Linked DNA regions of Homo sapiens: region 1 is linked to region 2. A link is a contact called in ENCODE Hi-C or POLR2A ChIA-PET data. All regions are on one chromosome and are shown on one strand. The core of a region is the stretch at or near the end of the contact, and the rest is flanking DNA. Distances in the headings are between cores, read along the strand shown. Region 1 overlaps PBX1 (PBX homeobox 1). Region 2 overlaps PBX1 (PBX homeobox 1).

Region 1 (3,343 bases), core at 750-3,249, 47 kb before region 2:
CAAGATGTATTGCTTCTGTAAGGCTAGACTAAAATAATGAAAATATTAAGAGCCTAAAGTATGCTGCTGCTTTTTTTTTTTTTTTTTTTTTTTGATACAGAGTCTTACTCTGTCGCCCAGGCTGGAGTGCAGTGGCGTGATCTCGGCTCACCGCAACCTCCACCTCCTGGGTTCAAGTGATTTTCCTGCCTCAGCCTCCCGAGTAGCTGGGATTACAGGTGCCCGCCACCATCGGCTGATTTTTGTATTTTTAGTAGATATGGGGTTTCACAATGTTAGTCAGGCTGGTCTCGAACTCCTGACCTCAGGTGATCTACCCGCCTCAGCCTCCCAAAGTTTTGGGATTACAGGCGTGAGCCACTGCGCCTAGCCTACTACTGCTTTTTAACTAAAGTCTGCCTGCATTCCCTCTCTTGCCACAAAAGGCAAACAGAGCTTTTGGCACATTTGATTCCTGAGGCAGCCCCATGCCTGTTTAACACAGTGTAGCTTAACTGGTTAAAGCACCGGGCTAGTAAACACATGACTAGGGGCTCAATCCCTTGTGGGCCTGTTAGTTTATTTACTGCATTCATTGGCCACAGACTTCATCCCTAAAGTGGTCAAGCCATCTCAGACACGTTTGCTTCTGGTCACACCGATCAAGATTGATCCAGCCACTGAAGTAATCCAAACAACTCACTTCTAATGGGCCAGAGGTTGTCATCTTCATACCTGAGGAATGGCTTGCATTTTATAAAAATTGGAGATTCTTCTGCTCTCAGAATAGCAGACACAGGGCTGGGCGCAGTGGCTCATGCCTGTAATCCCAGCACTTTGGGAGGCCGAGGCGGGCAGATCACCTGAGGTGTCAGGAGTTTGAGACCAGCCTAACCAGTGTGGTGAAACCCCGTCTCTACTAAAAATACAAAAATTAGCCGGGCGTGGCGGTGGGCGCCTGTAGTCCCAGCTACTCGGGAGGCTGAGAAAGAATTGCTTGAACCTGGGAGGCCGAGGTTGCAGTGAGCCGAGATTGTGCCATTGCACTCCAGCCTGGGCGACAGAGCAAGATTCTGTCTCAAAAAAAAAAAAAAAAAAAAAAAAAAAGCAGACACAGAGGTGAACTTAACCTGAGATTAACCAGATTCACAGTTCAATAGCAACCACCTTTAGAGTCCCTAAGCTAAGAAACTGCTATGATTTTGATGAAACAGAAAGGAGGAAGGTAACTCTAGTTCTTTCTGAGGCATCCGACACTCCTTTAGAAGGGTTTTCCCAGGAAGCCTCATTCACTTTCAGGTAAGCCCATTATGAAGGGATAAGGATTTTACCGTATTCCACTGGAATAGGGGAAAAAACCATCTCACTTTAACAGAAAGCATGCAAGTGCCCTTTTCTGGAGGAGGTGGGAATGAGGGAGTACACAGACTTTAGCTTAAACTGTGGCAGGAGGGTCTTAATTTTGGCAGAACAGGGCATGGTGTTGCATCTCACCTGTTCCACGCTTAGTACAAGCCCTTCTTCCCAGTCCCTGTCACCTGCCTCATTTTGAGCTTTCACTGTATTTTCCTGTTGTTCCAGGGAAGATGAAGTGCATTTAAATGCTGCAGTTGGATACTGTGAAGATGAGACCCCTTAGCCTGTGGGATTAACTTTCCATGGAGCCCATTCTGGAGAGACTTGAGAGAGCACCTTTAAAAGGAAGTTAGCTAAGATACTGCCCTCCGTTTCAGACAGAGGTTGGAACCAGATCCTGGCTGAGAGCAGAGACCAGCTTCCACTCAGCCATGCACCCTAGGAGTGGGGATTCAGCTCTGTGGCTCCAGGAAGGTTAATCTTCAATGTTAATCCGTTTAGATAAAGTTGTTAGTTAAAAGGTAATCTGTTTAGCCTCCCTTTCCCCATTCTCCTGCCAGAAAAGAGGGAGTTCAAGTCTTCTTTCCAGGACTCCTGTGTTTTGGCTGAGACTGATTCTTCACTGTGGCCTTGGGAGAAAAGCTGCCTAACCAGTTCTGGGCCCTGGCTAGTTACAACCATGTGTGAGTTGTTTACAGTACGCACAGGTATGGGCTGAAGGGAAACAAAGCTTAAGGGATGACTAGAAAGGCTTGCTGAAATTGCTATGGGAGGGCCCCACCCTCCAAGCCATCTCCCCTCACACCCCGCTCGGTTTCAGTTTCTGCAGCTTGGTTATGCGACATTCTCTTAATCCTTTTTTGAATCTGGTCTCTACTTAAGCACTCAAGAAAACTGCTCCACAAGGATTGTTTTAGTGGGGTTTTAATTTTTTAAAATGTTCTTGTTTATTTAAATTGCTTGAACAAGGGTTTAGCTGTATGGGAAGAGTTCCTGCCTTTAGCTATACATGTTTCCACCCACTTAGACATGCTGCTCACCCACAGACTCATACAGCCTCCACAGACACAAAGCTTCTGTGTATCCTACATGTACCTGCACCCCAATTCTGTCAACCTCCCCACAGCTCTTGACTGGCTGTTTATCTATTCCATTCCACTACCTTCCCACCCCAGCCCTCAAAGTCCCAAACAGATTGAAAAAAAAAAAAAAAATGGGAGGCAGCAAAATTGCTTACTTGCACGAAAGGGCTCTTGCCTTTGAGGGGAGCTCTCTAGGCACCTAATTTCTCTTAGATTTCTTTCTGCCCTCAAAGGTACTTGTGGAATGTTTGCCGTTAAACGGTTGTAAATTAAGGGCTGAGTGTATGAAGCGTTAATGAAGGCTGCCATTGGAACCAGTCCACGTCCCGTCCCGGCTGGCAGGTTTGCTGTCCAAGAAGTCTCTTGCTGGAGGCCTGAGTTCCTGAGTGTCGGGTTTCAGCTCTCCTTTCTTCTTTTTTCGTCTTTTCTTCTGCAGCTATTTTTTCCCCTACCTTCCTTATAATCCGTCCCTTCCCTTCCTTCTTCCATACCCACTCCACCCCTACCCCTTTGGCTTTTTCTGAAAGTAACCATGAGGAACAGAGTCAGAATGAGGCTAGGGAAGCAGCATTTTTTTTTTTCTTTTCCTGTAGAAAGCAGGGCCAAAAGGGTGCATTTTATTTTTTTCTGCTTTTCCTTTTATCTCTTTGTGTTTGCTTCATTTCTTTCTCTTTAAGTCAAGGTTGAAATTGATGTTTGCAAAAGACAGGAATTTTGAATAACTGCCTGAGTTAAACAGAATATGGAGAAACTTTGACTCTGTCCCATGTATTAAAAATTAAAATTAGGGCAAAATAATGCGGATTTGTCCTGGAGGACCTGGCCAGATGTAGCTAGAGGACTTTCACAGTGCTGGTATAATTATACCTGGATATGGGATAATCTTCACTTTAAGCAACTCCATTATGTGAAAATACAGATCCACA
Region 2 (3,355 bases), core at 680-3,179:
ATTTCAGTACATGCAGTTTTTCACAGAGGTGTGTTTGCTTTACAGCAAATCCTTTTTAGGGGTCAGGATGTGTAGTGGAATGCCATTGTATCCTTTAGGACTGCCCACCGCAAACACATGCTGTGCACTCATACCTTTAGTGTGGTGGCATTCAGTCTGGTCTGCAGGGCATGGCCCTCGGAAGAGTGTGGAGATGTCCCAGGACAGCCTTCCTGGTAGTAAGGGGGGCAGCCCTACAGGCTCGGGGGTCCCACCCCAACTTCAACCCCTGCACCTTTGTTTCATGGATTTTATTTGCTTGGGTTTGTGGGAAAGAGTCTGCTTTTAAGTAACCTTTGAAACCCAGTGGTGCAGAGAATAGACCAATGCCTAGTATGAATTATTTATTTGTTTATTAAGATTTTCATGGCACCTTCCCTTTCAAAGCTCAAGGCACTGAATGAACTCTTCAAACTGATAGCAGTTAGCACTAAAGGTTGAACAGGGGCCGTTGGAGGAGGAACCACTAGGGAGGATGAGAAAAGAGGGAGGAAGAGCAGAGAGAAGAGCACGGCAGTCCGGACCCCAGAGCCACCACTACAGCCAAAGGAGGAAAATCGTAAAGACTGCAGGCTTCCCAGGAAGGAATCCAGCCCTGCTGGGAAGTTGTTTTGTTATCAGGGAAAGTCACTTCCTTCTGTCAGCCTCCTCCATGAAATCGAGGTGACCTAGTTGACCCCCTGGGCCCCTCCCAGGTATGATCTTTTAAGAAGCCTGAGGAGCTTTCCTTTTTAGGTGAGCAGGCCTAACCCTTCTGCCAAGTTGTTACGGCAATAAAAATCATCATAAAATTTTTTTTAATGTTATGCATAAACCTTTCAATAACAAGTATATTTGGTACAGAGTGGTTTTCAACCCTGGCTGAACATTAAAATCACCTGGGGAACTTTTAAAAAATATTACTGGTGCCTGGGATCTACCCTGGAATGATGAAATCAGAACATCTGGGGGCTGGTGCTGAGCATCTGTATTTTCTCAAAGCACCCCAGCTTTTTTTTTTTTTTTTTGAGACAGAGTCTTGCTCAGTCGCCCAGGCTGGAGTGCGGTGGCGCGATCTCGGCTCACTGCAAACTCCGCCTCCCGGGTTCATGCCATTCTCCTGCCTCAGCCTCCCGAGTAGCTGGGACTACGGGCGCCCACCACTACGCCCGGCTAATTTTTTTGTATTTTTAGTAGAGACGGGGTTTCACCGTATTAGCCAGGAAGGTCTCGATCTCCTGACCTCGTGATCTGCCCATCTCGGTCTCCCAAAGTGCTGGGATTGCAGGCGTGAGCCACCGTGCCCAGCCCACCCCAGCTTTTGTGTTATGCACTGGGGTTGTGAAATACCCGGGGACCTGGGAAGGCTGACAATAGGAGGTGAGCTTGAGTGTGCCCAAAGAAAGGCAAAGAAAGGCTTATTATTAGGGGTGTGATTTAAGTGTTTCCAATTAACAGTGGAGGAAGGAAACTTAAAACTGTACTTTGAAGTTACCAAGCTCTAGGTTATTCTTATAGTAAGTGTAGCCCATTTGGCTTGTGTAACTTATTTTTCACATACTTCAAGGCCAGGAAACTTCAGAAGTGTCACAGCAAGTTCTTTGGCCACCTCCTCACTAGCTGGCTCCCACTGAAAGTGTTAGCCACATGCCAGCTACCGTTGTAGGGAAATCACACTTAGGATATTTTACTTGCACGCAGCAGAGAGGTTGCTGTTATCCTCCCCATTTTACAGAGAAGGACATGGAGGCCCAGAGAGGCTACATAATTTTCTCTGGGTCCCAAAACCTGTAAATAGTAGAGAAGGGGATCAAACTTGTTTATCTTACTCTAAGCTACCCCACTCTTTCTACTATACCTAATGCCTCTTAGAATGACCCTGGACTTGTTGATTTGTCAGCTGCTTGCCCTTGGCGGGAGGGCGTTTGGCTTTCTTTTTCAGATAGGAGAGAAAACATGAGAGGAGAAATCAGCTTCTGCAGAGATTACCTTAGAGATTGAGCAAGGCAGTGTAATGTAATGAAAACATGCACCAGAGCAGGGGCCTCTAGCCCCAGGGGCAGGCTTGCAATTAGAACTGGGCTAAAAGAAAGAAAATTGTGGGAGGGTCCAAATGAGTAATATGGGAAACATGCTTTTTGTTTAACTGTGATACCTTTGGTATCACAGTTTTGTGATTGATGTGACTTAGGCTGTTTGCCTCTTTCATTCCAAGATGACACACCTCTGTGGGGTTACTTTGTGTTCATTCTGGACCTGGATCATTTTCAGGGGGTCCATGCTAGAATGTACTGCAATGTGGGAACATTGGCCTACAGATCTAGTTAGGTCCTCTCCCACCGCCATGCGCTTAGTCACTTCACCTGCTGCCTTCCAAAACAAATGGGCTGTGTGTGTCTCCTTCCCTTAACAAAGTATTCTATAATCATATTTTCTAGCTTAAAACAAAATTAGTCTTTTAGATGTAAAACACATCTAAAGCACTTTTATTAATGGATCGCTTTCCTTCAGGGATTACAGTGCTTAGTATGAGGTGCTGACTCATCTATTTTCATGCCATATAGGGAAGGAAAGTGTTAACTATTTTCGAATGTAGAGAATACTTTTGTTGGGAGTCTCTAAACCTTAAACCCAGGACCTGTTTGACAAAACTGTCATCCTCCCAACCCCTTGAAAAGATAATGCCCTAAATCTATCAGTTTTTTCCCCCCAGTATGCGAAAGTGGCTGTTTTCTGGTGTTAGTTGTTCCTATGTGTGGCTTGGAGCCATGGCCACTTGGCTTCCTAGATTGTGTCCCATGAATTCAAGCATAAGGAGCTCCCAGTCTGCTGCACCTGGCCTCCCTTGTCCTTCACATCCCTGCAGCATACTGTAGCAAACTTTCAAGTTAGCTTTTTATTGCATTCCACCCCCTGCCAGGGAGCAAACTTAAACTCATGCAACTCAAAATGACCATGCTGGGTCTGTTCTAAGTTTGAATTTGGACCTTGATCCAGCCTTCACATACTTTCTCTTATGAATTCCTCTTAATGCTAGTTAATAAAAATATAATGGCTTTCATGTCCCTTCTCATAATAACATTGCCAGCTTTGGGGGTTCTTTGAAAACTTTGCTTGAGAAGTCCATGGCCAAAAAAAAACAAAGATATTTGGCTTTAAAATATGGTCTTTGCTTACCAAACTCCTCTCTCTGAGGAAGGGAGAGAAAGAGTTGAAGGTTTCTGGGAAAGGGGCATAGAAGCAACTCTTAACTCTGGCCATGTGGATCTGCAGACAAAATTAGGGCAAATGTAGTGCTACAGATCCCATCCCCGGGCCTCACATTGTGGCCAGCCAT

The links. A loop is a pair of places that touch in the nucleus more often than their neighbours do. ChIA-PET counts read pairs that join two places held with the same protein, here RNA polymerase II (POLR2A). Pooled maps may share reads with other maps.
Region 1: a loop to region 2 is called in a map of PC-9, with 6 times the contacts of the local background. The contact joins two enhancer-like sites. A Hi-C loop is called at or near these places in 6 of 168 maps with a recorded cell type or tissue (Caco-2, HAP-1, PC-3 and 3 more) and 3 of 50 pooled maps. POLR2A ChIA-PET finds 5 or more read pairs at or near these places in 5 of 52 experiments (Caco-2, H1, MCF 10A and 2 more).

Annotation. Positions count from the first base shown.
Region 1 is chr1:164,600,177-164,603,519 of GRCh38, forward strand. The region is part of intron 2 of PBX1 (PBX homeobox 1); the gene reads left to right. Among named protein-coding and RNA genes, the nearest start is that of PBX1, 43 kb to the left of the region's middle. RefSeq lists enhancers at 2,039-2,804, 2,805-3,343. Within about 2 kb of position 2,000, at least 23 of the 41 ENCODE cell types and tissues checked have a DNase peak (open chromatin) inside an H3K27ac peak, as active enhancers do; they include PC-9, where a contact is called at or near this core.
Region 2 is chr1:164,646,787-164,650,141 of GRCh38, forward strand. All of the region lies in intron 2 of PBX1 (PBX homeobox 1), which reads left to right. Among named protein-coding and RNA genes, the nearest start is that of PBX1, 89 kb to the left of the region's middle. Within about 2 kb of position 1,930, at least 6 of the 41 ENCODE cell types and tissues checked have a DNase peak (open chromatin) inside an H3K27ac peak, as active enhancers do; they include PC-9, where a contact is called at or near this core.